3 separate regions of the Homo sapiens genome follow, and all the other regions are linked to region 1. A link is a loop called in an ENCODE intact Hi-C map of the cell type or tissue named here. Cell type or tissue: adrenal gland. All regions are shown on one strand.

Evidence for each region. A loop is a pair of places that touch in the nucleus more often than their neighbours do. Peaks named below come from ENCODE experiments on the same cell type or tissue, not always from the same donor. Only the 100,000 strongest peaks of a DNase experiment are listed, where the experiment ranks them.
Region 2: it touches region 1 in a loop (3-fold over the local background); 3 of 110 quality-filtered maps call a loop at or near these places.
Region 3: it touches region 1 in a loop (2.9-fold over the local background); 14 of 110 quality-filtered maps call a loop at or near these places.

Annotation. Positions count from the first base shown.
Region 1 is chr2:46,884,579-46,892,578 of GRCh38, forward strand. No RefSeq gene overlaps it. Among named protein-coding and RNA genes, the nearest start is that of MCFD2-AS1, 11 kb to the right of the region's middle. RefSeq lists a silencer at 5,726-5,910. In adrenal gland, a CTCF peak has its summit at 4,642 (motif pointing left); a DNase peak (open chromatin) is centred at 4,613; H3K4me3 peaks cover 361 bases; H3K27ac peaks cover 978 bases.
Region 2 is chr2:46,485,739-46,493,738 of GRCh38, forward strand. No RefSeq gene overlaps it. Among named protein-coding and RNA genes, the nearest start is that of TMEM247, 10 kb to the left of the region's middle. RefSeq lists enhancers at 4,301-4,833, 4,676-4,975, 4,834-5,366, 4,996-5,055, 5,166-5,215. In adrenal gland, no CTCF peak of the experiment used is centred here; a DNase peak (open chromatin) is centred at 4,813; H3K27ac peaks cover 2,737 bases.
Region 3 is chr2:46,551,150-46,559,149 of GRCh38, forward strand. The region is part of intron 2 of RHOQ (ras homolog family member Q); the gene reads left to right. Among named protein-coding and RNA genes, the nearest start is that of ATP6V1E2, 13 kb to the left of the region's middle. RefSeq lists an enhancer at 6,839-6,888. In adrenal gland, no CTCF peak of the experiment used is centred here; no DNase peak of the experiment used is centred here; H3K27ac peaks cover 3,230 bases.

The DNA.
Region 1 (8,000 bases):
CTGGTGATCTCAAAGCCCAGAGATGACCATGGTTCACATTTTAGTACATGACTTCCCAGTACCAGCAGTGTGTAGAGCATTATATTGTGAGCATTTTCCCACAGCAGCAAGCATTTTTGAACAAAATGATTTTTTTGTATTTCAAAATGTGGATGAATCATAAATATCTTAATCATGGAATCTCTAAGGCTGAAAGAGTTTTTAATGGGTGTCTATTCTACAGGTGAGTGGAGTGGCAGTAATAATTGGGAAATGGTGGGAACTCTGAATTGCAGTGGCATACTCCTTTAAGAAAGGGAAGGAGCCAGGCACGGTGGCTCACACCTGTAACCCCAGCACTTTGGGAGGCTGAGGCGGGTGGATTGCCTGAGCTCAGGAGTTTGAGACCAGCCTGGGCAACACAGTGAAACCCTGTCTCTACTAAACTACAAAAATTAGCCGGGTGTGGTGGTGGGCACCTGTAGTCCCAGCTACTTGGGAGGCTGAGGCAGGAGAATTGCTTGAACCCAGAAGGCGGAGGTTACAGTGAGCCAAGATTGTGCCACTGTACTCCAGCCTGGGCAACAGAGCAAGACTCCGACTCTAAAACAAAAAAAGAAGAAGAAGAAGAAGAAAGAAAGGGAAGGTAGCTGCTTCTACATTTCCACAAAGCCCAAGGTTGAGAGAATCCACTTTGAAAGCTAACTTTTTCTCTTTTAAAGGGAAGATACTGTCTTTCCTGGAGCTACAAGGCTGGACCCTTTACCACCTTCTTACTATGAAGGCTGGATCTGGCTCAAAGCCCCTTTTCTCAACTGCAGCCCAACTGCTGCTGAATTTCAACTTCACTTAAACTTTGGAAAGGTCCGGGGCATATTTTCAGCTGGGAGAGGTTTTCTTTTCCTTTATTTTAATCAGCTCGTAAGTCTATAAGCAGCTTGGGCAGTAAAGTTCAGACTTTGAGAAACCAAAAACTAAACCACCATTTGCATTCACACCAGGGTGGACAGTCTCAGCTCTCAAGAATTTTATGTTTGTCTTGGAAAAAACTGAGAGGCTAAGTGCAGCCAAGGGAGTGAGAAGGAAATGATGCTTCAGCCTGAGTGCTGCTTTTCTCTACAAAGATGGGGGTGACGATCAGAGAACCATAATGCAGGCAAGGAATCCAGTCAAGGAAGACGGTAGCTGTGCAGGTGGTTAGTGTGAAGGATGTGAGACTATCCTGCATGGCCCTCGATGTGTCTGGGCAAGGGAATTCACTAGCCCATCTGCCAATGGCGACCTCCAGGGCTTGACTTGGTCATCATCCTCAGGAGATTCCCATGTGGGTATTTAAGCTTTCCAACTAAACTTTAAGCTTTGGTTAGGAATTTTGTCGGTTTGGGTATTAGGTTTGTTTTAACACCACCTGCCCACCCAGGTCTCTGTACACAGGCTTTACTGTCATGGGATGGGATGGGGGGAAGCGCAGTTGGCCCTCTGTATCTGTGTTTTCTACATCCGTGGATTTCAGCTAACCACAGATCAAAAATATTCAGGGGAAAAGTGGATCGTGTCTGTGCTGAACATGCACAGACTTTTTTTCTCAACATTGTTCTGTAAACAATACAACTTAGCAACTATTTACATAGTATTTACATTGTATTGGGTATTATAAGTAATCTAGACATGATTTAAAGTACACAGGAGGATGTGTATTGATTATATGCAAATAATACAACATTTTTTATCAGGGACTTGAGCATCCATGGATTTTGGTATCCACAGTGTCCTTGGGGGGTGGGTCCTGGAACCAATCTGCTATGGACACTGAGGGACAGCAGTACATCGAAAGTTTTTGTTTCTGCCTCGTTTAAACACCACATGACTCTGAGCAAGTCAACTTCTATGAGCCTTGGTTTCCTCATCTGGAAAATGTTTGTGGTGTAAGCTTATGCCACATGAAATACAGCTTGTTAAACTGTAAAAGATTACATAAAGTTACCATTATCCTTCCTGCTAAATGCTAATCATCCACACTGAGATTTGAATTTCATCATGAAGTATGTTCATTTCATTTCATTCTCACCCTGGTAAGTTCCTAAGGAGAAAACATTATAGGAAACTTCTAGAGCGAAAGAATAAACTACTAATCACTAGAGCCTAGCACTGGGCTAGATGCTTTCTCATACTTGAAGACTCATTTATTCCACAGCTCTGTGAGGTTAGAAATATAATAATCCCCTTTCAGATGGAAAGAAACAGGCTTGAAGTGAGTTTCAGTGATATCTTCGAGGTTACCCAACTGAAGAAAAGTCACAGTTCTGTGCTGGTAAAGTGACTCTGAAGAAAGAGAGAAAAAAAAGCTTGCCCATTACTGTGGTGTAAATGCTCCCACTGTGGCTGATTTCATGCCCACCGGTATGAGCTAGCCTCTGCACACTACTGGAGGAGCTGCATTTGAATGCAAGCTCAGGTTTCCTAATTTCGGGTAAAGATCATTTCCTGAGCCCAGGGCAGTGACACTCCTCCCCAAGCAAAGAATCCCCTCACACCAGGAAGGACCCAGAGCTGGTTGGATCACTTAGGCCTCCACCCTCAGACCAACCTAACCAGATCCTCTGAGGCAGGGGCTGAGGATCTGCATTCTAGACAAAGACCTATACGTGCACTGTAATTTAGGTACCACCCAGCCCTCAGCACCAAGATCAAAGGCCTCTCCCACTCCTGTCTCCCAAAAGCACTGCAGGGAGGAGCAGACATGTCTCAGGAGACAGAAGACAGCATTCTGTAGCTGTCCCCTGTACTGGAATTCTGATTGGGTTCCTATGGGCTGAATCATGGTGGTAAGCTGATCGCTCTGTCTCTGTCATTAAACTCTCTTTATGCTTATGCTGCTTTTCACCAAATCTAAGATTCTACTGATTGTAAGTCACATCATTACTTTTTTTTTACCATCAAGAAATAAAAACTGTTGTCAAAGATGTTAAACTATGAAAAAGTACATCTAAGAATCATGAAATATGTTATCAGTGGGTGTATATACACTCCTTTATCTCCCAGTTTTACAATAGCACAGTAAATATTCTATTCTTTGAAGCCTGAGGTTGGGTCTTACTCATCTTAATTTATGTCCTCAGAGATCCAGCAGGCTTGGTTGAATGAATACATGCCTAGCAACATATCAAAATAGACAACTTATTAATTAGTCATCAATAAATGCCCCAGGTTTTGCACCAAGCACTTTCTATTTAATTTCCATAACAACCCAATGAAGTAGGTGCCAGACTTTCTCCACTTTACAGAAAAGGTAACTGGGGCTTGGAGAGGCCATGTAACTGGTAAGAACCCTGCCTGGGACTTGAATCCCAAGTCTGAAGCTCCTGATACCATTCACAATATGGAGAGATCCTTGAGGATATTGAAATGTTTTCACCAGGCCGGGTGCAGTGGCTCCTGCCTGTAATTTTGGCACTTTGGGAAGCCAAGACAGGTGGATCGCTTGAGCCTAGGAGTTCTGGGCAACACAGTGAAACCCCGTCTCTAGAAAAAATACAAAATTTAGCCAGGCATGGAAGCATGTGCCTGTAGTCCCAGCTACTTGAGAGGCTGAGGTGGAAGGATCACCTGAGCCCAGGAGGTCGAGGCTGCAGTGATCTGAGACCACTGCACTCCAGCTTGGGTGTCAGAGTGAGACCCTGTCTCAAAAAAAAAAAAAGTTCACAACATAGAATGGTACAGCACTACTATCTTAGTCTGTTTCTCAAGGCTTGACAATAAATAAACCTGTTTGATTTCTCTTTGGTGCTTGTGTTGCAAGAGGATGGATAACATTTTACAAAGCAAAGTTACCTTATTTTCTCACCTCCTTTGGACTTTTAGCTTTCTCAGACTTTTTGAAGAGGAATGGTAGCAGGAGAGTTTTCTCAGCTTTGGTAACTTCTGGAGGACTTGCTGAAATTAAAACTTAAGGATTCATGTTCCCATGGAAGCCCCAGGGAGCAAAGCAGTCAGCGCCCTCCCTCTCTCTCCCTCGGGGTCTGGCCCTTTCAATCTACCCGGTTGTCCAAATTCAGATTGTGTGCCATTGAATCCCACGTCGCTCATCTGCTCATCCCCACACTCACTGCCGCCCCTGGGGTGGCCGTCTCCGCTGGTTAGCCATCCTCATGAAAGGGTGGGGAAAATGCCTTTTCCCGTCTGCTCAGCTGCTACCAGTTTGGAATTTTTCAGGAGGTATTTGTATTGGTGCAAGAAAGCACAGTGGCAAGGGAGCTGACAGGGCGTGGATTCCCTCTCCGAGGTCTAGGTGCAAACTGCTTTGGACACTTCAGGGTTTACAGGGTCCACAGCACCACCATCACCTCTCCCTTGTCTGACCATCACTTATGTTTGGGGAAAGGCTAATAATTCCTTTCCCCAAAGCAGGTAAGTCTGAGCGTTTTGATTCTTTTCACATTCTTATTCATTTTCGAGTGATTTTGGGGTGTGTGTGTGTGTGTGTGTGTGTGTGTGTGTGTGTTGTGGAGTTTTTCTGGTGGCCATTTTATACAGGGAGAGGTGAAGAGGAGTCATTCCTGGCATTTGCAGGAATGAAAGAGAAGTGACACGTAAAAACCCTGGATGGGATACTAAGGCCTGGAAAAGGACATTCTGTGGGACACTGCCGCCATCTAGAGGTTCATCTGTAAATGACAAATGTATTAAGAGAACTAAGGGGTTCAATGATTGTCAGGATTGACAATAAAAATTTCGGCACAGTGAAACCCCGTCTCTACCAAAAATGCAAAAAAATTAGCCGGGCGTGGTGGCAGGCGCCTGTAGTCCCAGCTACTCGGGAGGCTGAGGCAGGAGAATGGTGTGAACCCGGAAGGCGGAGCTTGCAGTGAGCCGAGATTGCGCCACTGCACTCCAGCCTGGGCGACAGAGCCATCACTATTTTGAAATTACAGAGATTGAGCCCAACACAGTGGCTCACTCCTGTAATCCCAGCACTTTGGGAGGCTGAAACAAGCGGATCACTTGAGGCCAGGAGTTTGAGACCAGCGTGGCCAACATGGTGAAACCCCATCTCTACTAAAAATACAAAAATTAGCCAGGTGTGGTGGCACACAACTGTAATCCCAGCTATTTGGGAAGCTGAGGCATGAGAATAGCTTGAACCCAGGAGGCACAGGTTGCTATGAGCCGAGATCCCTCACTGCACTCCAGCCTGGGGGACAGAGTAAGACTCTGTCTCGAAAAAAAAAAAAAAGAAAAAAAGAAATGACAAGAGATTGGTAGACCTGCTACTAGATCTTACTATGCTAATTAGGAAGCACATATATTCTGACAAAGGCTTATAAAAAGAAAAATAATAAGCACATATGTTACTAAATCACTCATTTTTAAATATTTTGATGCTTACATTTCAATATGATTAATTTCTTCGAAATCCTTTGTTTTTTATTTTATGCATTTGAAAACATTGTTCTGTAAGGGGGTCCACACACACAAAAGGTAAAGGATCGCTGCTCTGGAGTCTCAGAGAAGGGACAGGTGACCATGGCTGGACAAGGCAGAGAGGGCTTCCCAGATGAGAAAAGACACAGGACTTTGCACTTTATTAAAAGAGAGCCCCAGGAGCTCTCTTTTAATAAAGAGAGCGGTGGCTCATGCCTATAATCCTGGCACTTTGGCAGGCCGAGGCAGGTGGATCACCTGAGGTTAGGAGTTCAAGACCAGCGTGGCCAAACATGGGAAACTCCGTCTCTACTAAAAATACAAAAAAAAAAAAAAAAAATAGCCGGGCATGGTGGCAGGCGCCTGTAATCCCAGCGACTCAGGAGGCTGAGGCATGAGAATCACTTGAACCTGGGAGGCAGAGGTTGCATTGAGCCGAGATTGCCCCACTGCACTTCAGCCTGGGCGACAGGATAAGCCTCCGTCTCAAGGGAAAAAAAAATTAGCTGGGTGTGTTGGTGGGCATCTGTAATCCCAGCTACCCTGGAGGCTGAGGCAGGAGAACTGCCTTGAACTTAGGAGGCGGAGGTTGCAAGCTTGTAGTAAGCGGAGACTGCGCCACTGCACTCCAGCCTGGGCGACAGAGCAAGGCCCTGTCTCAAAAAATAAAAAATAAAAAAAGACAGCCCCAGGGCAATTTCAATACAGGCCTTCTCTGAGGAAGCAGAGCCAGGCCTTTAATCAAAGTGTAAAAATAGAAAGGTTTCTGTGACTTCTCCTATGTCCAACCTAGAAAGTGGTCTCTTTGGCAAGAATCTGAGAAGGTACTTCATACTAAAGGATAAATGACTAGAAACTTTCATTTCAGGAGGATTTTCATTTAACAAGACTCAGAGCATTTATTTATTTATTTATTATTTTATTTTATTTGTTATTCAGACTAGGTCTTGCTCTGTCCTCCAGGCTGGAGTGCAGTGGTGTGATCACAGTTCAAGGCATCCTCAACTTCCCAGGCTCAAGTGATCCTTCTGCCTCAGCCTCCCAAATAGCTGGGACCACAGGCATATACCACCATGCCTGGCTAATTTTTTATTTTTTGTAGAGACAAGATCTCACTATGTTGCTCAGACTGGTCTCAAACTCTTGAGCTCAAGCAATCCATCTGCCTTGGCCTCCCAAAGTGCTGGAATTACAAGCATGAGCCACCACACCTGGCCTATTTATTTTTTCCCCTGACTCAAAACATTCATGAACACAAAGGACTGGCCCTCTGTGGGGGGCGTTTGGTTGTATGGCAAACTGCCTGATGCTCTGGGCAAGGTCAGCCTCCCCTTGAATCATACTGTCCCCGCCAGACCTGCCCGTGTGCATTGATTAGGTTTTCTTCGTTAAAAGAAATACAGAGGCCGGGTGCGGTGGCTCACGCCTGTAATCCCAGCACTTTGGGAGGCCGAGACGGGTGGATCATGAGGTCAGGAGATTGAGACCATCCTGGCTAACACGGTGAAACCCCGTCTCTACTAAAAATACAAAAAATTAGCCGGACGTTTTGGCGGGTGCCTGTAGTCCCAGCTACTTGGGAGGCTGAGGCAGGAGAATGGCGTGAACCTGGGAGGCGGAGCTTGCAGTGAGCTGAGATTGCGCCACTGCACTCCAGCCTGGGGGACAGAGTGAGACTCCGTCTCAAAAAGAAAAAAAAAAGAAATACAGAAACCAAGCTGGCCAGAGTTAGAAAAAGGCAAGTCAACAGGAGCCTTTGAATCCAAGGGAGCATGGAACCCCACTTCTCAGAGCAGTAGGAACTGGGCAGCTCAGGCCTCTTGGGGATAAGTGTTGTGGGACCTCTCCAGAGCAGAGCTTCTCAAATTTAAATGAGCATGCAAATCACTGGGGATCTGTTGAAAAGTAGATTCTTCAGTCCTGTGGGATCTGGAGGAAAAAAAAGTAGATTCTGACTCAACTGACCTGGGTGGATCCTGATGTTCCACATTCATAAACCCCTGGGTGACACTGCTGGTGTGTGGCCCACACATTGAGTAGCAAGGGCACGGAGCTCTACCACTCCTGTGCCTTCCCATGCCTCCTGCCTGCCGCTGTGCTTCTCAGGCCCTGTCAAATCCCAGGGGAGAGTATGTGTTGGCCCAGCTTGGGTAGGCATCCAGGCCTAGCTCTGAAGCTGTGGTCAGTGAGGCTGGGCAGGTCTGATTTCTTGGAGGGGATGAACTGTGAGAAGAGCAGAGAGGGAGGCACACAGGTGCCCGAGCTGTAGCCTGGAGGCCCCACCTTGAGGCAGGGGAGGTGGTCAGCTGTGGCCTTAGACTTCCCCAGCTGGACTCCATGCAGTTACCATCAGCCTCTGCTCCACCTGCGCCACCTTCTTCCCGTCCCGTGACCTGCTCCAGGACCCCAAGGCTGGGCTGTTGACGAGGTTGTCATGGATGGGTTCCTGGGTTCCCATTAACCCACAGGCTACAAGAATAGGCACTTCCAAAACCCTTTAAGAAAAGACCAGGGGCACCTGGCTTAGCATCCACCACATCTTTGTCCCTTTAGAGACGGTTACCTTGTTCCCTTCTCATACCGGCCAGAGCCCAGGAATT
Region 2 (8,000 bases), 400 kb before region 1:
AACACCAGAAGGCTCACGGTCAGGCACAAAGTGAAGCTGCCCTGCAAGTATGCAACAAAGGGGTTCAACTCCCCCAGTCACCAGCCCCTCAGCCCTTCAATACACACACTCCTTGCAGACTGTCGGCTACTCTGAGCCCAGCAGCCCAGCCACGATGGCTGGCTGTGCCACAGGACACTTTAGTGATAATGTGGCAAACTGAATGAGGCTGGACACAGCTGTGCAATTAATCAAGTCTTTACTGACCCCTTCTCTCCTCTGGCATAGGGCTCTGCCTTAAGAGTGACAAGAGAATAAGTTTCTGTCTCATTGGGCTCTCGAGCGACTCTCAGTAAAATCACGTGAAAAAAATGACTGCCTTGGGACTTCAATGTCAGTACACATTATCATGCCATGTAAGTCCATGGTGACTTCTCATTTCCCACCCAACTCCATATATCCAATCCCATTGATAGCTGCATGTGACAGGTACTTAATTTGGAAGTGATAAAAGTATCATTTCTCATTAAACTTTCAAGGAAGGGCCGTTGTGGTATGGGTCACTTCTTCTGATCATTTTATTTGATCTGGGTTTCTGCCCCATGGGGTTGAGGTGAGAGAGATGGAGATAAGGATAGCAAAAAGTTTAAGGTCCACCTGTTTACCTTCTTAGAGCAGACAGAACTGGGCATTTATAAAACACACACACACACACACACAAACCAAAACACCCAAGTGCGTAAGGTCATTTAATCCATCCATCTGTTGCCAGGTAAAACTAGACTTAAATACATTCATTTTTCTTAATCTTCAGAGAAAGTAAACTCCCCTGAACGGTTAAGTGAGCATCTCATCCCACATGTTTAGCCACAGGCATGAAATCTACTCTTCCCTATTGTGTTTGAATACTGAAGCCACTAGCCTCAGATCTGCCCTCTAGGAAAATGAGAACTACTCATGGTCACTCCCTAAACTTAGAACAGATCTTCTGATTCAAATGCAAAGCAGAAAATCAGAAGAGAGAGGGAGGCAAAGGATAGGAAAAAGGCCCAGCTAAGCAGTTACCAGCCAGGTAACAAGCCAATGTACAAGCGCCTCTTCAGCACCAATGCTAACATACCATGCGCCCTAAGTCCCTAAGGAGGCTATCTTCACCAAAACCCTGCAGGTAGAAATGTATATCATCTCCACTTCACAGCCAGGGATACCGAGGTTCAGAGACGTTAGACTTAACTGAGATCATCCCAGAGCACATGTTCTTTCCATGTTACCCTGCTCCCAAGATCCTACCTTGGGAGGATCTCACAACCTTGCTGGGGAGATGAGTTTAACACACATGAAAATGTAAAGCAGCTATCAGTACACAGACCTCAGCTATAAACGAGATCATAGAAGAGCTCCCTGGAGCCCTGGGTGATAGAGGAAGTCTTCTTAAAAGACGAGCTCATAAGGCTAGGTAAGCCCGAACAGGTGGAAATCAGGAGGGATACCTCACACAAATGAAGATTAGGGTGGGAGTGTGTAACGTGTATCCAGGAGGGAAGGGTCACTCTTGCTCCAGGGAATGGTGTACAAGGTAACAGGCCTGGAAAATTGGTTTGGGGCTAAGTGTTAGGGAGCCTTGAATATTGGTCTGAGGAATATAAACTTAATCCCTTGGGAAATAGGCAATACACTAAAGATTATAGAGTGGAATAGTAATTCAAAACAGATAAATAAAAGCCTTCCTCCTCCTTTAATTCCTGGGGGCCGCTTTTTTGCCTGGACCTTCCCGTTTCCAGACCAAAAACTTTCTGAGGTCCTGCGTTTGAGGATTACTTTCAGCTGTAAAAGAAATCCAGCCACAATGGCTTCACCAAATAGAGGTTTGTGTTGCTCACATACCAAGAAGTCCCAGGTAGTCCATCCACGGCTGGTGAAACTGCTCTCAGAAGTCATAGAGGACTCAGGTGGTGCCTTCCTCCACCACCACAGGGCTCTTATCCTCAGCCCATGGCTTCCCGCCTCAGTGTCAAGTTGGCTGAAGCAGCTCCAAGTACCAGGTCCGTTACTCCAGGTCAGAAAAGGAGCCGCCTTTTAAAAGCATCCCAGGAAGCCCCACCCAGAGACTTCTGCTTCCGTGCCATTGGTCAAACTAAGGTCATGTGGCTGCACCTATCTGTAGGGTGTCTGAGGTGGTAAGGTTTTTGCGTGGACACTGTTGCAGCCTCAAACAGAATTAGAATTCTGATAGTATGAGTGGAGGGGGGAGATACTGAATTAAGCAAATAACTGGTGTATCATCCCTAATTCCTTAGGCCCAGCTCCCACTCCCTTCCTGAGCTGCTGAGCCAGAAAGCCTTGATGGGGTTGAAACCATCAGATGGAGCACAGCCGTAGCCAATCTGGGCCGGGCCACTGCTGCACTCTGCTTTAAGGAAGAGTACTGCATACCACAGCAGGGAGGTCATGGTTTTCCCTGGCCACACGCCTGGAGCCACTCTGCCTTCATCCTCCTGACCTCTGCCTGAAGCCCATGACCTGACACAATCAGGGCAGCAGACTGGGAAGGGCACTCCTCTCTGTGCTGGGTGCCCTCAGCAGAGCTGCAAGGGGAGGCAAGTTGGACTCCAGAGCCCCTTCCCTTCCTGATCCCAGATCCCACAGAGCAGAGCCCAGAGACAGTCAGGGGACTGTGATCATCCTATGGACACCAAGCTGCTAAAGTCTATGTATAAGAGATTGCACTCATTGCAAAGGACCACTAAGCTTCAGCCCAAATAATGAAGCACTAATAGTAAAGTTTCAGGCAGGCTTAGGGAGAGAAAGATGGGAAAATCTCTCCTGTTCCCTAAATGGAATATTGTAGGCTGCCCTCCTGAGCCCAAGGACAGGACTACAGTTGGAGAGACTCGGGGGCAGGAGGGTTAAGCCTTGATTCCAAAGGCCACTTTCCTGCCATGTCTATTTCTAGTCCCAAGTTAGCAGATGACTTGTAAGTAAGCAAGTCAGTTAAGTTTTCTAGGCTTCATTTGGGCGACCTCTAAATTATCTAGACTCTAACTCAGAAAAAAGAAGGACCAAAGTCTAGAGATTGTTCGAGAAATTCTGATTTAATTGATCTGAGATGACATCCAGAGATGATTTGTTAGCCTTACAAGTGCCCCAGTTGATTCTAATAAGCAATCAGGGTTGAAAGACCTAAATCCTTGCTCTTCAATGTGTGATCTGTGGATCAGCAGCATCGGCGTCTTAGAAATGCAGCATCCCAGACCCTGCCCCAGACCCACTGAAGCAGATGTGGTTTGACAGTACCCACCAGCCCCCAGCAATTCATATGCATCTTAAAGTCTGGGAAGCCTGTTATAGGTGATGAGACTCAATGCAATCTGTCCTGGTCTGTCCTGGGCTAGCGCGGTGGCTCACGTCTGTAATCTCGGCCATTTGGGAGGCCGAGGCAGGAGCCCAAGAGCTCAAGACTAGGCAAGGCAACATAGGGAGATCCCATATCTCCAAAAAAAAAAAAGCCAGGTACGGTGGCATGCACCTGCTGTCCCAGCTACTGGGAAGGCTAACAAGGGAGGATCACTTGAGCCTGGGAGGTTGAGGCTGCAGTGAGCTGTGATCGTGCCACTGCACTCCAGCCTGGGGGACAGAGCAAGACCCTACCAGAAAAAAAAAAAAAAAACAAAATCTGTTCTCTTTATGAAGACAATGCTCTTGGCCAGGAGGGTCTTCTAGGGGGAATGAGAGGGAGAACAACCGAGTGCACAGCCCTTCAGAAGTGCTATGGGGTTTCCATTAACCTCTGCCGCAGGCTAGGGGTGGCAGGAGCTTACTGTGCCACATCAGGAAGCTGAGCCTGTGGCAGCATATCTGCCCCTCCTCCCTTTCACCAGTTCATGCTCTGGGCTTCTGGGGAACCAAATGATTTCACCCTGCAGGCCAGGGCTGAGCAGAAAGTTCCAGAATGCCCTCAGGCCTGTGTCTGCTTCTGTCCCTTTTTTGATCTGACTCCCACGTGTAGCTTTGGGGAAATCTTGCTAATATACGTTCATTCATTATTTAAAGGTTGCTGCTGTTCTTCAGGAAGGTTAAGCATGATTAAAAGATGGGATTTTTCCACAGGGCACAGCAGAAAAGCTAGGGCTCCCACATTTTTAAGCTGTTTTGGCCAAGCCTTGTTGCATAATTCAAAGTCTGTGATTTACTTAGATTTAATTAGCCAAAGGAGCAGCAGCTGCAGGTTCATTAGTTAGTATTTATTAAGCGCCCTCAGAGGGCTTTTTAGGCTCTTAAGAGTGAAGTGGAGGATGGGTTTCGGACTTGCAAATTTCTTACACTTAAGTAGGAGGGGATTACAGATAGCTTCAGGAGGTAGGCATTTTTGTTCCTCAAAGAGAGCAAAGGGGTGGCATCAAAAGGCCTGAGCTCGTGGGGCAAATCCTACAAAGGGCCACGAGTCAGAGAGATGTCAGTCCCTCACAGGGTTATAGTGACAATTAGTGAGATAACAAGGTGGAGGCTGGTGGTGAATAAGAAGCTACACAGATGAGAGGTATCAGCCAGAGCAGGGAAGGGAAGTGACTGCTAACCTGAATTTCAAGAACTGGGAGAGGTGGGGAGGTCCGGCTCCTGAATTTGTGGGCCCAGTGCAAGAGGACAATGCAGTGTCCCATCATGAATTCCACGACGGTGACAGCAGAGCATTAAGCCATGTGGAGAGCCCCCACTGAGAGCAGGGCCCTGTGCCACTGCCCTGGCGGTGGATGACGGAGACCCCAGGGTTAAGGGGCTTTTGTGGTGCCTCTCAAATCTCACCCAGAGAGTGACTATCCTTGGCCTGTACTCCATCAACAGGAGGGAGGGAGGGAGCAGGCTCTGTGCATTTTGCAGGGGCAGGGACCGTTGGAGCAGGCCATTGGAGGAAGGAGTCTGGTGGCCCCAGGGCAAGTGGCCCCTGCATGCCTTCCAGCTCTGGGCGCAGAGTCTGCCTGCAGAGGCGCCTCTTCACAAGCAGGTCACGCTCTAGGCTTCCAGCTGCTAATCACAGGGGCTCTCCAGCTTGGGTGCATTTCCTCCCTCTGCTCCTGGCTTCCGCCCCAGTCCCATTCAGCTGATCATTCTCCGCTGGGCTAGAAAATCCAAAAATAGAAGAAAGCTACACTTTTTACCCCCTTGAGCCTCTTGTATCAAATGACACAGTCACTTTGCCTCAAACTTTTCATCAAAGCAGCCTTTGTAAGGTCCTGGGGCAGAAAGCAGGCCTTGGAAGACAGCCACCAGGAAGCCATGCAGAAAGTGCTGAGCAGGGGGACCCTTGGTGGAGGAGGTGGGGAGGGCAGGGTTTCAGGAGCTTCCCTCTGCCCCAGAAAGAGCCAGTGACAGACACTTGCTACCATGGGGCAGCTCTTCTCTGAGCACCAGCTCTAGCTTCAGGTCTTGGAAGTGCAAGAGCAGCAAATAGTGTGGCTGCACAGACCACCCATTGCCAGGGTTCAACAACCAGACCACAGAGCTCAATCAGTGATTAAGGAGCAATGATTGATCAATCAAATAAACAGAAGGAGTGTAAGAGACGATCTGAGAAAGGCTCTGTGAGCTAAAGCATTCTGTGACGGCTTCTTGAAAAGGAAGCTCACCCTTGCCGAATACCTAGGATGTATTGTACCCTGTCCAACACTCTCATGTCATCTATTTTATCCCATAGCCCTCCATGAAGGAGCACTGGTACGCACTAGATTAATCTGCCCAGGCTGCTCTAACAAAATACCACAAACTGGGTGGCTTCAGCAACAGATGCTCATTTGTCCACAGTTCTGGAAGTTGAAAGTCCAAGATCAAGGTGTTGGCAGGTTTGGTTTCCTCTGAGGCCTCTCTCGGCTTGCAGATGGCTGCTGCCTTCTCACTGCATCCCCACGTGGTCTTCCTCTCTGTGTGCATCCCTGGTGTCTCTCTGAATGTCCAAATTTCCTCTTCCAAGGACACCAGTCAGATTGGATTAAGCCCTCATTTTAACGCCATGACTTCTTTTTTTGATTTCAATAGTTTTTGGGGTACAGGTGGTTTTTGATTACATGGATAAGTTCTATAGTGGTGATCTCTGAGATTTTGGTGCACCCATCACCCGAGCAGTGTACACTGTACCCAGTACGTAGTCTAAAGCCCCTATCTCCAGATGAGGTCACATTCTGAGGTTTCGGGGGTTAGGACTTCAACACTTGAATTTTGAGGGGAGATAATTCAGCCCATGACGCCCACTTTGCTGATGAGAAATCAGACTCCGAGAGGTTCAGGAATTGCCCAAGCTTGCTCAGCCAGGAGGTACCAGAGACCAAGTGTGGCAAGGAGCTGAAAGATGATTGGAAGAAAACAAAGAACCGTGCTGCGTCTCATTCATTTAGGTTTGTGAACAAAGGTTCCGAGCTGGTTTGATAACATGGGAAGAGAACTGCTACTCCATTTCAGATGGCATTGTGTGGCCCCCTGTATATCTCTCTAGATATGTGTAGCTGGGGTAGTGGCTCCAGAGTTTTTCTGCTTATGAATCTACCCTTTTATTCTAACTGTTCCCGTGTTTCTTTTTTGTTTGTTTTGTTCTGTTTTTTTGAGACAGGGTCTCGCTCTGTCACCGGTGCTGGAGTGCAGTGGCGCAATCTCGGCTCACTGCAGCCTTGCCCTCCTGTGTTCCCACACTTCCCTCACCAAGCGCTAAGGAGGAAAATGTCTTTGAGAGGGGACAGATGTAAGGCCTCACTCACTGGCCCACCTGACCCACACACCTGCCATTTCATGAGTGGCAGCAGATCTATACTCAAAGGCCTCGGTAACTCCCTCTGGATCCCACCCCATGTCCTCTCCTAGGTCCCCTAAGACGGGAGAGTCAGTCTGTAACTGGCAGCCTGGGGTCTTCCCTCTTCAATCTGCTATGCCTGGCTCTTTTTCTGAAGACCAGGTTGGTATGTCCACTCTGAGACAGGAGTAGGTATAAGAAAGAAGAGGGAGGTGGTTGGGTAAGAGAGAAACCCTATACAGTTCACTCAGGCTGACTTTCACTTCTGAGCAATCTCCATAGCCTCACATACATAAAGCCCATAATATTTGAGCTAGCCTGAGTGGGTTCCAAGAAAACAATGATTGGAAGACTCTGGAAGCACAGTAGTTGGTAGAAAGCTCACCTGCTCTCAGGTATCAGGCCAACTTCAAAAGAACTCCAGATGACTGCCCTTAAGCAAACTCTATGCACTGTGGGAGAATCCTTGTTCTCAAAACAGATCAGTTAGGAAACTGAGCATGGTGGCTCATGCCTGTAATCCCAGTACTTTGGGAGGCCAAGGCGGGCAGATCACCTGAGATCAGGAGTTCAAGACCAGCCTGACCAACATGGCAAAACCTCATCTCTACTAAAAGTACAAAAATTGGCCTGGCATGGTGGCATGCGCCTGTAATCCCAGCTACTCGGGAGGCTGAGGCAGGAGAATTGTTTGAACCCAGTAGGTGGAGGTTGCAGTGAGCCGAGATCGTGCCACTGCACTCCAGCCTGGGTGACAGAGCAAGACTCCATCTCAAAAACAAAAACAAACAAACAAAAACAGATCAATTAGGGCCAGGGTCAGAAGCTCAGATGCCAGGAGGGCCCAGGTGGGCCAGATAAAAGTGGGAAGCTGGCCAGGCATAGCTGACTGGAAAGGAAGAAGCCGTAAAGCAGGAAGCCTCTACTCCTTTTTCCCTCCTTCCCATCTTCACCATGTGGAGATACATGCCCCATGTCCAACTCAAGGGCAGCCAGAAATCCAGACTTTTATGTGATACCTGCTGATTTTTAAATGTTGGTTCAATTTTCTTTAGCCACTATACAGACCTAACAAAAGTCCACGGGGCCAACAGCTCACAATCTCTGAACTCGAAGTGTTATTTCCTTTATGATAAAGTCTCTGTTTCACTCAGAGACACGCTGGGGGATTTCGTTAAACAGAAGACACTCCTAGTACAAAAATAGAATGTGATTCACTCTCTAACAATGTTTAAGCACAGAAGCCGCA
Region 3 (8,000 bases), 330 kb before region 1:
TATGATAGTACCTCCTTGTGGGGTTGTTAGATATGTTGGAGCTTCCCAGCTCCCAGATAAGGGATTTCCTCAGCCCTCAGGGCAGCTGGGTAGGGCCTGGGACAAGCCATGGCTCAGGTTGTCCTAGCTTGAGCAGTCTCACCTCAGGCATGCAGCAGTGGCTCCTCTACTCCACCCGATGTGTGCTGAACACATCATCTCATTTTCTCTGTGTGCCATGAGGTGAAGATTTGGGAAGCATTGACCTAAATGAGTTCCAGCAGGCAGAGGGGTGTGGAGAGCTCATATTCTGAGTGGGAAGAATAGTGTAGGGAGGAACGGCAGAGGGGGTGACCCCAAAGCGTCTTTTTATGGACCCCAGATCCCTGCTATCAGTGTCAACATGTGGAGCAGGGTTGATAACTAAATTATGGAGTTTTTCACCTGGTGACTGACAACTTGGTAATTAAAGAGATATTAATCTGGTGCTGTGTTGCTGGTTGATTTTAATAGAAAGAAAAGAATGTGGGGAAAGGGGTCTTTATTGCTGTCTCTGTTCCTTTTTGAGTGAATGGTGAGAGCACTGAAGCAGCCGCCTCTCCAGATCCCTAGATTTTCCTGCTCTACTCAGGCTCAGGGTAGACTGAGGGGCTTAAAAGTGGCAGGCTCATCATCAAATGACATTTTTACAGCACATAAAGCATGTCGCACCTGGTACCGCCTTGAGTTCCCTCACCTGCTCTGTGAGTAAAGGAAGCCAGTGGTGGCTGTCTCATTTTGCAGATCTGGGGAGGTTAAATGACTCGCTCCAGGCCACACGGTTGGTAAAAGGCAAAGCCGAGATCACCAGGCAGGCTGTCGGACTTTAAGCCCTGGGTTCTTGATGTTAAGTCACTCTCCCTAATCATCTGGCCCATGTTAAATGCCTCTTTTATCACATGCACTGTTGTTCAGCGTTTCATGTAAAAGGTACATTCCAAGCGTATCGCTTTTCTAGCTAGAAGAGATGGTGGAACATTGTGTATAGGTGGAACACGTAGGGACGGCTGCTAAAACGGCTCCTACAAAGACTTCTGCCCCACGTGACGTTACGGGTGTTTTGTCACTTTGTCCCTAAACCACCATGCTTCCTCAAAAAGGAGCAGGCCCGAGGTGGCGCTGATGGCCCCATTGCTCAAGTACGTGTGGAAGAAGCTCATGCCATTTGCCTAAAGCTGTGGCCCCTTCCCAGAAGAGAGGGACAGGGAAATGCTGTTTGGGGGGCTGCCAGGCGGGCCAGCTTTAGCCTGCAAATGACGGGTGTCGTTTGTGTCCCATGGGGGCTACCTCAGGCCTTTCCTTTCTCCCTTCAAGGATTTTCTTATTCAGGGGAAGCCTACCTCTGCAAAACTGTTTGTCCCTCCTTCATCTGAATATTCTCTAAATATGGCGCAAAACTTCCTCTGCCACCTGCTGCTCATATTGTTTGCCCTCTTGGGCCATCCCCATTGCCACCACCTCTGCATGGGCTCCCAAATCCTGCCTGGCTGCTTCCTGTGGTGGCTGGCAAGCCTAGAAGAGAACATTCATCCAGTCAGTCAACATACATTTCCTGAGCACCAGATCTGGGCCAGGGGCAGGTGTTAGAAGATCTGTCAGGCACAGGCCTGGCCCCCAGAGGCACAGTGTTTTGAAGGGTAGGTCAACCATGAGTGGTGGGAGGGCAGTGGGGCCTATTTATTGGGGGCACAGAGGAGGAAGGCTTATCCTTCCAAGGAGGTGAAATGCTAGTAAGAGTTAAGTTGAGTAAGGTTGTTTCCACGAAAGTTGTTTTTTAGCTGGAGAAAGTGATCAGTTTGGATTCTTACACGTACTAGATGCTCAGCGAGGCCTTGAATGGTGGCACTGGTTCTCAAAGTGTGATCCTCAAACCAACATGGATTTCCTGGGAACTTGTTAGACATCCAAATTCTTAGGCTCTATCCCAAATCCTCTGAATGAAAAACTAAGAAATCTCTTTTATAAAAGCCCTTCAGGTGATTGTGACGCAGGCTAAACTTTCAGAGTCACTGAATTAATGACTGTGCACTTCTGTACCTGCTCTTTGCAACCCATCTCCACCCCCTGCCCCCTCCCTCCCTACCACATCCACCGCTGTCTTACATACACACTGTCCCTGGAGTGCAGAGAACATGACTTATTTTATTCTTTTTTTTATTTTTTCAATTTTTAAAAAAATGTTGTGGGTGTATAGTAGGCGTAAACATTTGTGGGGCACATGAAATGTTTAGATACAGGCATGCAATGTGAAATAAGCACATCATGGAGAATAGGGTATCCATCCCCTCAAGCAGTTACTCTTTGTGCTACAAACAATCCAATTACAGTCTTTGAGTTATTTTTAAATGTACAGTTGCATTATTATTGACTATAGTCACCCTGTTGTGCCATCAAATAGTGTCATGTCTTTTTCGAACTTTTTTTTTTTTTTGAGACAGAGTCTCGCTCTATCGCCCAGGCTGGAGTGCAGTGGCACGGTCTTGGCTCACTCAACCTCCACCTCCTGGGTTCAAGCAATTCTCCTGTCTCAGCCTCCCAAGTAGCTGGGACTACAGGTGCCCGCCACCATGCCCAGCTAATTTTGGTATTTTAGTAGAGACAGGGTTTCACCATATTGGCCAGGCTGGTCCCGAACTTCTGACCTTGTGATCCGCCCACTTCAGCCTCCCAAAGTGCTGGGATTACAGGCGTGAGCCACCGTGCCTGGCCCTAACTATTTTTTTGTACCCATTAACCATCCCTACCTCCCGCCAAACCCCCAACTACACATCCCAGCCTCTGGTACCCATCCTTCTACTCCCTATGTCCATGAGTTCAATTGTTTTGATTTTTAAGATCCTACAAATAAGTGAGAATACGTGATGTTTGTCTTTCTGTTGCTGGCTTATTTTACTTAATCATCTCCAGTTCTATCCATGTTGTTGCAAATGACAGGATCTCATTGTGTGTGTGTGTTTTTTTTTTTTAATTTATAAATTTTTAAACCCCCAGCCCCACAAAACACACCCCCATATACCCTCATTTCTAGTTCTTTACACATGGTTGAGATTATCCGTAATTACTGGAATGAATTGAATGATTCAGCCATGGGTGCTCCCTATCCAGTTCACCTGGTGGAGAAGGGCCGCAGTGCTATCAGGAGAAAAAAAATGGAAGCAGAATTTTTTGTGGGGTGCCTTGGCTCCATTAGTGTGCTATGTGGCCTAGGGCTGTGCGCCCAGTAGGCTCTGCAGGTATTTCTTGATGCGGCCTAAACACCAAGCTATTTCTCTCCCGCATATTAAGGGGCTCGATAGACAGGACGCCTGGACAGGGCTCTGTTCATTGTGGCTGAGGTTAGCACTCCTCTGGGTGGTGACAGACCCTGTCCCTGAGAAGGATGGCAGCTTGGTTTGTGCTAAATTAGTTCCAAAGCATCAGATGGGCAATGACGTCCTTTCTGTGTTAACATTCCCCAGGCGGGTCACAAGGAGTGGCTGAAGGGAGAGGAAGGGCTGTGTTACTCAAACACCCATCTTGCCAGTAATTACTTCTTTCCTGGCTGACCTCTGCTTTCTGTGCAAGTGTTCTCCCCTCCCTTTATTCTCCTGCGCCTGCTCTTTTACATTTTTTTCTTTCTTTCTTTTTTTTTTTTTTTCAAATTTGTTCCAATCTAGAAAACCCATCCTCTTTCAAATGGCATAATGGTTGGGATTATAAATGAGTTGGCTCAAAGTGTGCCCCCTCTAGGAGCAGCCACTGAGAGAGCATTTAATTTTGAGCATCCAGTTCAATTAAAATTCCATTTAATCCAGCTTACTTTTCACAGAGTTGTCTTCCCCAGTGAGCTGATTACCTGGAGGTGTTTCCACCAGCCTCCTTGGCCCTGGAGGAATGGGGAAGGGACTGGACACGAGGAGGGACAGAGCAGGCAGATGGGGGCTCTGCTTCCTTCGGACAGGGACTTCGTCCAACAGGCGAGAGCTTTGGGTATTCATCCACTGCAGAAAGTGAGAAGTCCAACTGAGGCTGAGGCACCCCATGACCTCCTCACCTCTGACTCCGGCCCTCTAGTGGTCGAGTCCCTCCTTAGAATTTCCACTAAGTGAATTGTCTCCAGGCTGCACTCTAGCATTTGGTTTTATTCATGTGTAAATCTTTGCTCCCCATGCAGATTGTAAACTCTTCCCCTTGCCGTCCCTGCAGGACTGCACGTAGCACATAGCACTTTGCACAAGTGTTGGGGGCCCCAGTAGGAACTAGGTGTGTGTTAAATTTAGGGGAGTCTGGTGGTAAGATTATTATGGAAAGAACCTTTCCCATCACTTTATATCATATCCATATTGGCTTTCCTATCAGCTCATTTGAGAGGAAATTCTGACCTGTCTGGACATTATTGAGTGGCTTTAAAGCAGGTTATAGGTGGCGATTTGAATACATTGACCATTTAAGCAAAGTGGGACTCATTTCTGGACTCACAGAGCTCATTAAGCAGACAGGCTGCCAGGTCTGTTTGGATGAAATACTGGCTATGCGCATGTACTGTTCTCCAGCAAGTCTAGACCTGTAGGAGTCCTTCACTGGGCTTTATGTCAGGTGTGCTTCCAGAGTGGCCTGTGGCCCTCTGTGATAAGTCGGTAGGAGGGGGACATGGTGAGGATGCTGACCTGCTCACTTGTGTCTTGACTGGGAGACCGGAATGCCTCCTGTTGTCTGAACAAGCTAGTATGGAAGTAGCATCTAGGCAAGCTGGTGTTAAGACGCAAGTAATTACTCAGAGAAATTGCTGGTGTGTCAAACTGCTTGATATGTAAGTTTCCTCCTCTTTCCTTTGTTTTATTTTTTGAGGCATAATTCAGAGAACACTTTCATCACCCCAGAACGAAACCCCATACCCACCGACAGTCACTCCCCACCATTCCTCCTCCCCCGTCTCCTGGCAACCACTAATCTGTCTTTCTGTTTCTATGGATTTACCTATTCTGGACATTTCATATTAATGGAATCCTGCAATGTTTGCCCTTTGTGTCTGGCTTCTTTCACTTAGCATAACGTTTTCTAAGGTTCATCCATGTTGTAGAAGGTATCAACATTCCATTCCTTTTTATGGCTCTGTGATCTTTCTCTTTCCATTTTATTCCTGCCCCCGCTCTTTTTCAGTTGTTCTTCCATGGCCATTCTTTCCCGGGCTCTGGGGACTATTTTCAGGGTTTCAAGGTACAAAGTGAAGTTCTGCTAGTTGTGCACTTGTGGTGCTGCCTTCGCCCCTGGCTCAGGTAGAGGCGAGGGCTGATCTCTTCTCTACCCTTCTGATATTCTTTTTCTTAAAAAATTTTTTTAATTTTTTTTTTTTTGTTCCTTTTAATGCTTGGGTCTGGACCTTCCAGTGTTCTTGTTTTCTCTGTGCCTCTGTTCATATACTCTCCCACCCCAACCACACCCTAATAGCTTTATTTATCAAACATATAAATATCCATTAAACATAAGAGTGAGGTGAGGAACACAAAATTCCATCCGATCGGGTTCTTCCCCCGTAGGAGTTTACAGTCCAGTTGGAAGATGAATAGAGCTGGCCAGAATGCAAGTAGAAAATGGGATGTGCATATAAATCATGAAATGTGAGTGAGGAGTGTTAGAAAGGTGCCCAACTACCCGGCTGTTTGACCTGAGCTTCCCAGATAGGCAAGGTTTCTGTGGGGCCGTTTAGATTCAGAAACAATTTTATTGGGGCTTTCAAGGACCATCAGGTACATGGGTCTGATTTATGTTAACTCGTAAGAGATCAGCCTATAAATGAGGTTGCCAAAGAGTTAATCTACCATGTAGCCCCAGTGGAAAAATGGACAAGACATAAACCAATAGCTCACAAGAGAAGAAAAACAAATAGCCAATGAAAACACACTCTGTAAAGACATGTGAATAAAAACTTTGTTTTTCAACCTATCAAGTTGAAAAGGAGAAAGGAAAGTAAATACTCTCTGCCCCATTTTTGGGAATGAAAACTGAAACAACCAGTTTGGAGGTTAATTTGCCAAAGACTCTTTGGTTTGCAGTGATCTGATTTTATGAATTTATGCCTAGAAAACATTCAGTGTACCCAGAGATTTACATAAAATGATATTCTTCACAATGTTATTTATAATAGTGATAAATTATAAACACATTGATGCATAGTAAAAAGGGAGTTGCTAAATCACAGAATGATTTATATTAGAATAATCACAGCCATTAAAAACTGCCTTCAACAAATATTTAAAGAAATGTGAAAAGGCTAATGATGTGTTAAGTGTGAAAAAGCAGGAATCAAAACCATATATATATGTATAGTATGATTAAAACTTTAAAGAAAATGCACATGTATAATATGCAGAGGAAAAATCAGAACAAAATAGTCAAAATGTTAAAGTGGTTGGTTCTAGGTGGTGACCATGAATAATTTTAGAAATTTACTTCTTTATACTTTATTGTGTTCCCTAATTTTTTTAAAAAAACTCATTTTTATCAAACTTCTATATGCAGATGGTTTAAAGAGTCAGCAGTTCTGGAAGGAGTTATTATGAAGAAATAAAATATTCCTCTTTACTTCTCCTGCAGAAAAGACATTTCCCACTACCCTGAGACAACCACTTTCAACTCTGCTGTTTATTTTGATAACAAATATTCTCTGTTGAATTCACATGATGACTGATGAGGCCTGAGCTCCCTTTCACACATATCTTCCACTTCCTATCCACCTTTCTGTAGGAGCTATATTGTAATTTCAGTTTGACCACTGATCAGTGTTTATATTTTTATGACTATTCACAGCTGAGCCATGTAGTGTACTATGATTATATTTTTTTTCTTGTACCACTTTCTGTTTCTCAAGTGAACAATTATCTTGTTGCTTCTCTTACTTGGTTTTCACTGTATGTCTCAGCTATTTCATGCAAAATTCACCCTCCCATGCAGCAAGTCATATCAAGTATTCTGTCAGTTTCTTCTTTTGCAGCCATCCCTCCTGCACCTTCTAACCTGCTGTAGCTGGGCTGGTGCCTCTTGCCTGCTGCACAGCTGTTATCCTGGGATTTCCCTTCAGGTTTATTAGGATTCTCTTTGCCTCTATCTCTTGTATTAGATCCCTGTTTCCAGGATCTCAGGTCTTACTGGTTTATTTCCTCACTTTGGTGGAATGTATATTTTATTAGTTTCCTGAGAAAAGAGTCATTGTAGGCAACTTTTGGGATACCTAGTATGTTTGAAAATGTTTTTATTCCTTCATACCGGACTGATACTTTGAAAATAGATTATATTTTTTCTCCCTTTGGAATTTTTAAGGCATTGTCCCATTGTCTTTCAGCTTCTATTTAAGTTGTTTAGAAGTCCCCTGCCAACCTGATCCCTGATCCATTGTCAGGAACCCATTTTTCCTCTCTGAAACTTAGGATCTGCCATTTTAACCTCCTGAAATTTCACAATCATAGGCTTTGGGGTAGGGCCTGGCTGGGTACCCACAATCTGGAAACTCATATCTTCCAGTTCTAACAAATTTTCCTGGATTATTTCTTTGGTTTATTTAGTTTCAGTCAGTCTCTTTTGTTACCCTGGAACTTCCACTATTCAGATGCTGGAGTTGCTGGAATGATCCTCTAATTATCTTACATTTCCTTTCTGTCTTTTTTCTTTATTTTGGGGAGAAATAGAAACTTCCTCAAGTTTATCATCTACCCCTTCTATTCTGTTTTTGAAATGTGATTCTATTTTTAAAGTGCCTTTTCCTGTTGTCTGGATGTTCTTTTTTTCTTTAGCATCTTCTAAGCGGTTTAGGTTTTGTTTTGTTTTGTTTGAGACAGGCTCTCACTCTGTTGCCCAGGCTGGAGTGCAGTGGTGTGATCTAGGCTCACTGCAACCTCCACCTCCCAGGTTCAAGTGATCCTCCCACCTCAGCTTCCTGAGTAGTTGGGACTATAGCTGCATGCCACCACTTCTGGCTAGTTTTTTGTTTGTTTGTTTCTTTGGTTTCT